2 separate regions of the Homo sapiens genome follow, and region 2 is linked to region 1. A link is a contact called in ENCODE Hi-C data. All regions are on one chromosome and are shown on one strand. Each heading gives the region's core, a stretch centred on a gene start or an enhancer-like site at or near the end of the contact. The rest is flanking DNA. Distances are from core to core; before and after follow the strand shown. Region 1 holds the start of LDLR-AS1 (LDLR antisense RNA 1). Region 2 holds the start of NACC1 (nucleus accumbens associated 1).

Region 1 (4,215 bases), core at 1,630-4,129:
ACCCGGGAGGCGGGGATTGCAGTGAGGCGAGATTATGCCATTGCACTCCAGCCTGGGTGACAGGGCGAGACTCCAACTCAAAAAAAAAAAAAATAGACATCAATTGATCAGTGCTTCTTTCCAAATAAGGTGGGTATTTTCCCCAGAGTGATCTCAGCAATTGATTTTGCTTCCGGAAGAGAGAGCCTGACTCACTGTTTGCTGCTGGTCGGTTACATCTGCAGTCTCTTAGCAACAAAAGGCTATTTGCTTGACAGTTGGGACAGAGTGTGGAAGGAAAAGGGACATCAAAAAGCCCATCAAAATAATAATAATAATAATAATAATAATAATAAAGCCCATCAAAGCACCCATCAAAGCAAGGAGCAACCGACCCATCTAGAATTGGATCTTATCAGGGAGGAAGTCTACAGATAAGAGCAGGAATGAGGAACAGAATTCCCCTACAGGTTTTCTGTCTCAACAAAGGTCTCCCTGTTTTTTCCCAGTGTTCCCTGGAAGATAGGTATTTCCGGAAATGACAAGGGAATCACCCTGCGGCTCGTTAAAGCAGCCAACTCCCTTACTCAAATTTGGGTGAGTCATTGACACGTTTGGAGCTGCGCTCACCGCTGTTGCCTGATTTTGGTCTAAGTGAAGGCTTGCGGTTCAGATTCCAACAACTTCCCTTTGTAAAGGAAATGGACAAGAAACTCCCCCCTGGATATGCCTTGAAGCCAGCTACAGCGTGAGGTGGTGCAGCTAGAAAGTGCTAGAAACACACACCAGCTCTCAGAAGTCTGGAGGAAAACATCAGGGGTGTAGTCTCCTTGACAACAGAGGAAACATCACATTCTCAGCCATCCCGGGAGAGAGAAACTAAAGTGATGAACAAACAAGGCCTTGCCTAAGACTTCCTTAACATTTTCTCTTAAGGAAGAGGTTGATTGGTGAGTGAGATACACATTAATCCAGTGCCTCTCTTTCTTTTGTAAAACTGAGTGGCAGAATGTTTGCAATCATCATCATCCCCGGTGGGGCGCGGTGGCTCACTCCTGTAATCCCAACACTTTGGGAGGCTGAGGTAGGAGGATCGCTTGAGGCCAGGAGTTCAAGACCAGCCTGAGCAACCAAGCGAGACCTCATCTCTACAAAAAGTTAAAAAATAAATAAGTAAATAAAAATAAAAGAACAATCATCCGTATTTCATTACACCCTCCCTCCCTCTCTGGCCTCCCAGAGGAAACTGGTGTGTTAGTTACAGCGTGAATTTCAAGGCAGTTCAAAGCTCTCCATCCAGTCAAAGCCAACCCCCTTGCCAATTAAAAAAAAAGTTTCCTGCAATCCTTGTGTTCATCAGGCAATCCCAATCCTTTTCTAGGCTAGGCTGGTTCTCAGGAGGGAAAGGGCCATGTAGCTGTTGTCTAGGGCGAGGCTGTCTCTCTGCAACTAATTTAAAGCCACCTAAAAAGCTCTAACTCAGGATCATGCACTAACCAGCCTCTTGTGGAAATCTAAAATCTAATCCATTTCACCCAGAGGAAAAATCGCCGCTTGGACAGCTGAACCGAAGCCATTCACAGCCTCTGAAGAAGCGAGGCCACCCCAGGGGGTCGGTCCCGGGGGATAGCTGCCCCACCGTGGCTGAAGATCTCGGCTGCAGACCAAGGAGGGGCGGGGAGATTCTGAGGCAACGTTTCAACCTCGTAAGGAACCGAGGCCTTGAGGGTGGCCGGGGGCCCCTCTGTGAACTTGATCGGGGCTGGTGGGGCGAGGGCGCCCCCCAGGACAAGGTGGGGACGGAGGTGTCGCCACAGAGCACAGCGGAAACCGGGGACTTCGCCAGGAGGGCCCAGGATAACGGAGGGCGACTCGTGTATGTCGCGGAGGCGGCTCCGGGGACCCGGGACTTGTCGTCGCCTTTGTGACAGGAACCGCGGAGGAACGCCAGGCCTCCCCTGCATCCGCCTCGCCCCGGACAAGGTGAGGCTCAGACTTCCGCGCCAGCCCCGCCCCGCTCGTACACAAGCCCCGTCCTCCCGACGCCCGCCTCCGCCTCCACCGCCTCACATTGGACAAGGGGAGTGGCTCGAGGGTGGCCTGTTGGACTACACCCAATGGAATTCGGGGGGCGGGCCAAAGGGGCGGGGGCAGGGGCGGGAGGGGGTGGCCCCCGTCCCGGAGCACGCGGCGGAATCCCGGGACTGCACCCAACTCAGGATGGCAGTGGCGCCCTGGGGTCGCGCAAAGCGGATCGGGACCCCTGAGCCCGCGGTGACCTCCAGGCTGGACATCCGGGTCTCCAGTCGCCCTCGCCCCCAGAAGGACTTAAGGCGGGGGTGGGAGTGATCCCTTGTTTTAGGACTGGAGGTCCCCACACCCAGCTCCGAGTTAGAAGAGAGGGTCCCGGCCGGGCGCGGTGGCTGACGCCTGTAATCCCAGCACTTTTGGGCAGATCACCTGAGGTCGGGGTTCGAGACCAGCCTGGCCAAAATGGTGAAAACCCGTCTCTACTAAAAATACAAAAATTAGGCGGGCGTGGTGGTTGGGCGCCTGTAATCCCAGCTATTCGGGAGGCTGAGAGAGGAGACTCGCTTAAACCCGGGAGGCGGAGGTTGCAGTGAGCTGAGATCGTGCCACTGCACTCCATCCTGGGCGACAGAGCTAGACTCCGTCTCAAAGAAGATGCGGTCCCTCACCCTGTGGAGACTTGGGGGACAGCGGTGCCCCGTTTCCCTTAAATCCCTCAGACTCCTCCCGACCCTCGCGCTCCCCTCAGCGCCCCCCTCCAGCGCCCCCTCCAGCCGTTTGGGAAGGACCCCGTGCCATTACCCCACAAGTCTCCCAGGGATGGAGTGATTATTTGTACCCAAAAAAATAAATTCCCAAGGGCCCCCCGGGGGCTCCCTCTCAACCTATTCTGGCGCCTGGAGCAAGCCTTACCTGCAGTCCCCGCCGCGGCGAGGAGCAAGGCGACGGTCCAGCGCAATTTCCAGCCCCAGGGCCCCATGCTCGCAGCCTCTGCCAGGCAGTGTCCCGACCCGGATCACGACCTGCTGTGTCCTAGCTGGAAACCCTGGCTTCCCGCGATTGCACTCGGGGCCCACGTCATTTACAGCATTTCAATGTGAGGTTTCTAGCAGGGGGAGGAGTTTGCAGTGGGGTGATTTTCAAATGTCTTCACCTCACTGCAAGAGGAGGAGTTTCGAACGGCCGATGTGACATCGGCTTTTTAACCCGTGAAGCTCTGATTCCCACTCCAGTCCTTCGAAAGTGTCGCCAGGGCAGGCGACTTGATTTGTTGTATTTGGGTCTCCGGTGAAGAGCTGACGCCCCCTCAAAATTGGAAACGCATCTTCTGAAAGATCCTCCTGAAATTTCTCGATGTTTAACTGTTAACATTTTGCTGTTGTTGTCCACAGAAGGATAACAACAGCCTTTCAAGATCCTCCAATAGCCTAATGCCATTGTCCTCTCTGCCTCAAAAGGAAAACACTAAAAATGTTGGGAACTTCCGCCACTTTCTATATTTGCCTTTTCCTTTCTAGGAATTGTGTATAGATTTTTAGCTTCCTTTCGTTGTATATTGTTTTTACATTGTTATTCCAAATCACCTAATAGACACTGATCAATCAGGAATTTAAATAAAATCTTCACAAAAGTACAGCCAAAAAAATATTTTTTGTTTTGTGGGATCCCGCCTTTGGCTGAGTATAAACATCTGAAAAATCAATTGTACGGATACCTGGAGTCTGGACGTAAATATTGATTTCTCCCCTTAGGAGAAGGAGTTGAACAAACAGAAGGGCGGTTTCCTCTCCCTCAAAGCAAAATCAAAACAAAACAGGGCTTTCACAGTTGAACTTGAACCCCTAAGCCACAGAGAGCTGGTGGAGACCAACTTTTAGAATTGAGTCTCTTTGGGGACTCATGGGGTTGCCAGAGGCCTCTTGCCAAAAAGGCACATGTGAGAAACTTGCCTGAACCCCACACAGGGCTGGGCAGTCTTGGCGGTTCCCCCAGGAATAAGCTGGATTTCTCTGGGATTTTGCAAACTGACTTTGGCAGGCAGTGCTAACCTCTCAGCAGGATTTTAGGGAAACCTAGGAGACCAGGCAGAAAAGGGACAAATTGAACTCTCAGAAGGACAAAAAAAAAGATTAATCAGGGAAAATAATTTTTTAATTATTTTTATTATAATTTTTTAAATAATTATTTATTATTTATTTATCATTA
Region 2 (4,525 bases), core at 1,754-4,253, 2.0 Mb before region 1:
TCAAGAAAAGCTGTGAATGTGCTGTCCCCTGAGCCTAGAACACTGACCCCTCCCTGCGCCCCAGCACCACCCACCCCTTAGCTAACATTATTATTCAGATCTTAGCTCTCCGGGAACACTTCCGGCCACCCATCGAAACCTCCCCATCCCCTCATGGCTCATAATGACTTCACTTTGCTACACCATCTTTGTAAACACAGAAGTATGTGAAATTATCTTGATCCTTTGCTTGTGAAAGTTTGGTCGCTTGAGAGCTAGCTGCTCTGGATCTGTTACTCCGGGATGCTTCCCCAGCCCCCAGCGGGGAGTCAGCACCCAGCAGTGAAATAAAACTGTCTCAACGGGCTGCCTACTTGTTGCACTTGCCCCCACAGAGTCTGTGCATGCTAAGTTCTCACCGAAAAGCAGTTATTACTGGTGCCTTCTCCTCTACCTCTAGGCACAAACCGGAGCTGCCTGAGGCACTGCCTGTCCCCCACTCACCAGGGCCAACTCCCAACAGTCTCAGCTAAGTGACTGGATGGTACCACCAATCCCCTATCCCTGGTATCCAACCCAGCTTAGGTCCAGGAGGACCCAGTCTGTGCTGAAGCAGACCTGCAGCAATCCTGGCCCAACCAGCCAGGAAGGATGGTTCAGTCTCTTTGCGGGACTGCTGGCCCAGTTCCTACTCCTCCTAGAACCAAGTGGCTAGCCAGACAGGCAAGAAGGGCAGGGCCCAGGTTGGAGGGTGTCCTGGGAACTATAGGGAGACTGGGGAGAATTAGGGTGACAACCCATCATTAAACCCAGAACTGGCTGACACCACTTGACCCAGCAGTTTGTGGCTCCTGCCTCAGGTGCTGAAGATCCCAAATCAAAGTCCCAAGGACACCCTGGTAACAGCCTTGCAATTAGCCCAGAAAGGAACAAAAGCTGCTGCCATCCGACTGGGGGCCAAAGTGGGGCAAAAACAGTCTAGGCAAGCAAAGTCAAGTCCAGCCCTGGTGGTGCCAGGCCTCCTCAGCTTCCCACGGTCAGCCCACAGTTCCATGACTCCTGACCTCTTGGCTCCCAGGAGGGAAATGGGGAAGAAGGGGTGACCAGGCCTCCGAGAAAGATACCTCCACTGTTCCATTCCCCGGGGACACCATGGAAACTCAGTCTGTCCCAAAGGGGATTGACCCATCCCCCGGGGTGAGCAGAAGGGAAGGCCTGGACGGAGGAGAACGCCCGCCAGGGAATCCAGAACGAGGAGCTCCTTCAGTCACCCTCCTGGAAGGCCACTTGAGTGACTATGGGTTTGGGCTGAGGGTCAGACAATCCCAGTTCAGCCACTGTCTGCTCATGTGATCTGAGACAAGCCACACCACCCCGAGCCTCAGCTTCCTCGTCTGGACCCCAGAGAAGGCCTAAGTTGAACTGGTGGTGGTGAGCCATCAATGAGCTCATCCGACCAGCGAGCTCGGCACAGGGCCTGGCCCAGGACGAGTGTCCCAGAGGTAGATCCCTGGGCCAGGGTGTGAGTGCCTGATTTGATCCCCTTAACTCTTCTCTGTGCCCTGCCTTCACCCCGTCGGGAGCCTCCAAACCACCATCAACAGAGTTTTACATGCTCATTCCCTCTAATTCTTCACCCCCAGGGAGATGGCACACAGAACTCAGGCTCAAGGAGTTGGTGCCTGGGAGGCCATGGTACTAATATATACGATGGTTGCTGTGAGGTCCCATCCACTAGGCTTGAACCACCAGCTTCTGGCCACAAAAGGTAGAGAAAGAATGCAGGATCCTAAAATACCCAGGTAACGTCTGCTGGGCTGCCTCCCTGTAGATATATAAGGTGGGGGTGGGCAAGGGCCACCTTGTGATAAACAAGATGCCTAAGCTAGGTGTTCCAGACTGTCTCCAGCTGCCCACACAAACACCCACTGGCCAGTGCCTTTGAACAGTTGGCAGAGGCTTGCCCAAGGGGTAGGGTCAGGACTCTAGAGGCTTCAGGGATGAGGTGTGAGAAAGACGGAACCCCTTAACACTTGAGTTGGGGGCGGTGGGGGGCGCATCTTAGTATATACCTTCTGGTCACACCAGCTTTTCCTGACCTGCCCCCACATCCCCCCTAGCCTAGCCCAAAAGGCTCTGCTCTCTCGACTCCCAAAACTCCTACAGCAGTCCCTCACCTTACCTGATCGCCCCCACATCTAGCCTCCCCCTCCCCACATCTGAGTCCTGACCTCATGTGACCCCCGGAAAACATCTCTGGGATCTCCTATCCGCCCCCACACGAAGTAACTCCGCCCACACCCGCCGTGCCCCACTTCCTGGGCTTCTCCTCAGCCGCCCCCAGGCCTGTAACTTGACCCACCCACCTCCTCCAGCGCCCAGGCGGTACCTGCAGGCCCGGCCCCTCCCCGCCCCCCTCCGGCCGCGCCGCTCTCCTCTCCTCCCCCACTCGGCCTGGCCGGAGCCCGACTCCTCCTCCCCCTCCCCCTCCCCCTCCGGCATCCACGAGAACCTCCTCACTTTTCCGCCTCGGACCCTCCAACTTCCCCGGATCCCCGGTACCTGCCCCGGCCCGACCTGGCCCCCTCCCTCGCTGGGAGACGGGGGAGCGGTCCAGGTACGATCCTGCCGCCCCCAAGCCCTGAAGCTCGGGCTGGACGCTCAAGGCCGCCCGCGGTAGCTGGGCCTCCACACACTCGCCTGCCCGGGCACAGTGCAGGCTGCGGGCCCGGCTCCTCCTCGGTCCGAGAAAGCACCCAGGCCCTCCCCACTCAGCCCTCGGGCCGCCCCGGCTGGAGGAGGCCGGAACCGGGCCTGAGGCGGGCCGCCTCACCTGCGCCGTGGCCGCGCTCCGGGGGGTCCCGGCGGGCTCCGCAGCGGCGGCTGGGGCCGGGCCTGGGCCCGGGGCGCGCCCCGCTGCGCCGGGGCCTCGGCCTCCGCCTCCGCGGCCTCCGCGGCCTCCGCCTCAGCAGCAGCGGCAGCCGCGGCGGCCATTCATTGTGGGCCAGGCCGCCCCAGCCGAGCGCCGAGCGAGCGCAAGCCGCGCTGCCGCCGCAGCCAGGCCAGGGAGGAGCGGCCCCGGCCCCGCCCGCGCACCGCCCTCGGGCCCCGCCCTCCAGGCGAGGCCAGCCGAGCTCCGAGCGCGCCCCTTCTAACCGGCTCCGTCTCCTCTCTATGCCCCTGGGGGATCCTCGCCAGTACGTCGGCTCAGCTCGATGGTTCGAATCCTGGCCCCGCCACCTTCTAGTCCCGCGACCTTGGGCAAGTCGCTCTACCTTTCCGAACTTTAGTTTCCTGTAAAACAAAAACAATAATGACTGCTGTTTATTGTGGCAGGCACTGCGTTACATTCTTTATGGGAATTAGCTCGTTTAAACTACACAGTAACATTTTTTAGTGAGAACTGCTACAGACACACTATAGAAAATAAAGGCAGCTGGGCGCGGTGTCTCACGCCTGTAATCCCAGCACTTTGGGAGACCGAGGTGGGTGGATCGCCTGAGGTCAGGAGTTCGAAACCAGCCTGGCCAATATGGTGAAACTCTGTCTCTACTAAAAATACAAAAATTAGCCGGGCGTGATGGCATGCGCTTGTAATCCCAGCTACTCGGGAGACTGAGGCAGAAGAATCGCTTGCACCCGGGAGGCGGTGGTTGCAGTGAGCCGAGATCATGCCACTGCACTCCAGCCTGGGCGAGACTCCGTCTCAAAAAAAAAAAAAAAAGAAAGAAAGAAAGAAAAGGAGGCACAGAGAAATGAAGAAAGCTGGTCAAGATCATCACACAGCAAGGAAGTGATGGTAGGTGCCAGGATTTAAACACAGGCTCAAAAGCGACAATAAGACCTAAGACTTTTATGATGCTTACCGGATGCTAGGTTCTGTTAGCATTTTACCTGCACTAACTCGTTTACTTCTCACTACAACCCAGTAACAAATGGTAAAAAAAAGTTCTGCCCATTTTGCAAAAGCGGTAACTTAAGTTCAGAGTTAACAAGTCGCAGGGCGAGCTGAGACTGGAACCCAGGTAGCCGGGACCACTTCGCTGTCCTGCCTTCATACACTGGTTAGAACTTTACCGAGCGCTTACAATGTTAGAGTGGTTCTTTGCACACTTTCCAGGAATCTGTCATTTAATCTTTGCTCTATCTGAGAAACCACGATTCTCATTTAATAGGTAAGAAAAGTGAAGCCGCGGGAGTAACCTGCCCAGAGCATGTGATGGGACTGAGATTCAAACCCGGTAAATCCAACTCCAGAGCCTGAGTCATTCCTGCAGGGTGCTCTGAAATAATGTGTATATAGCACCCAGAACACAGAAGAGGACCAATAAGTGTTGGGTTTCTCCGCTTACCGCCCCTTTTCTGAGCCACAACTTCCTCATCTGTGAAATGGGACTAGGGACGTGTCCTCTCCCAGGGGATCCACTGTGATTAACACCCCCGGAACAGCACGATCAGCGCGCTTCCTTTATGGCTTTCATTTTGATCCCGGCCGCCCACCGTACGTTTCCTCATTGACTGGCCAACCACTATCATGTGATTCGCC

The links. Hi-C counts contacts between places; a loop is a spot of excess contacts on that map. Pooled maps may share reads with other maps.
Region 2: a loop to region 1 is called in a pooled map, with 10 times the contacts of the local background. The contact joins the promoter of NACC1 here to the promoter of LDLR-AS1 in region 1. A Hi-C loop is called at or near these places in 2 of 37 single-sample maps with no recorded cell type and 6 of 50 pooled maps.

What each region holds. Positions count from the first base shown.
Region 1 is chr19:11,088,323-11,092,537 of GRCh38, reverse strand. It overlaps LDLR-AS1 (LDLR antisense RNA 1), which reads left to right and starts at 2,879. Exons shown (of 1, transcript NR_163945.1): 1 at 2,879-3,470. LDLR (low density lipoprotein receptor) reads right to left here and starts at 3,075. Exons shown (of 18, transcript NM_000527.5): 1 at 2,923-3,075. The coding sequence starts at 2,989. RefSeq lists enhancers at 1-416, 1-1,038, 1,735-1,914, 1,632-2,225, 2,226-2,821 and a silencer at 1,985-2,244.
Region 2 is chr19:13,116,742-13,121,266 of GRCh38, reverse strand. It overlaps NACC1 (nucleus accumbens associated 1), which reads right to left and starts at 3,003. Exons shown (of 6, transcript NM_052876.4): 1 at 2,813-3,003. RefSeq lists enhancers at 956-1,456, 1,457-1,958, 3,234-3,383, 4,344-4,525 and silencers at 2,394-2,443, 2,994-3,193.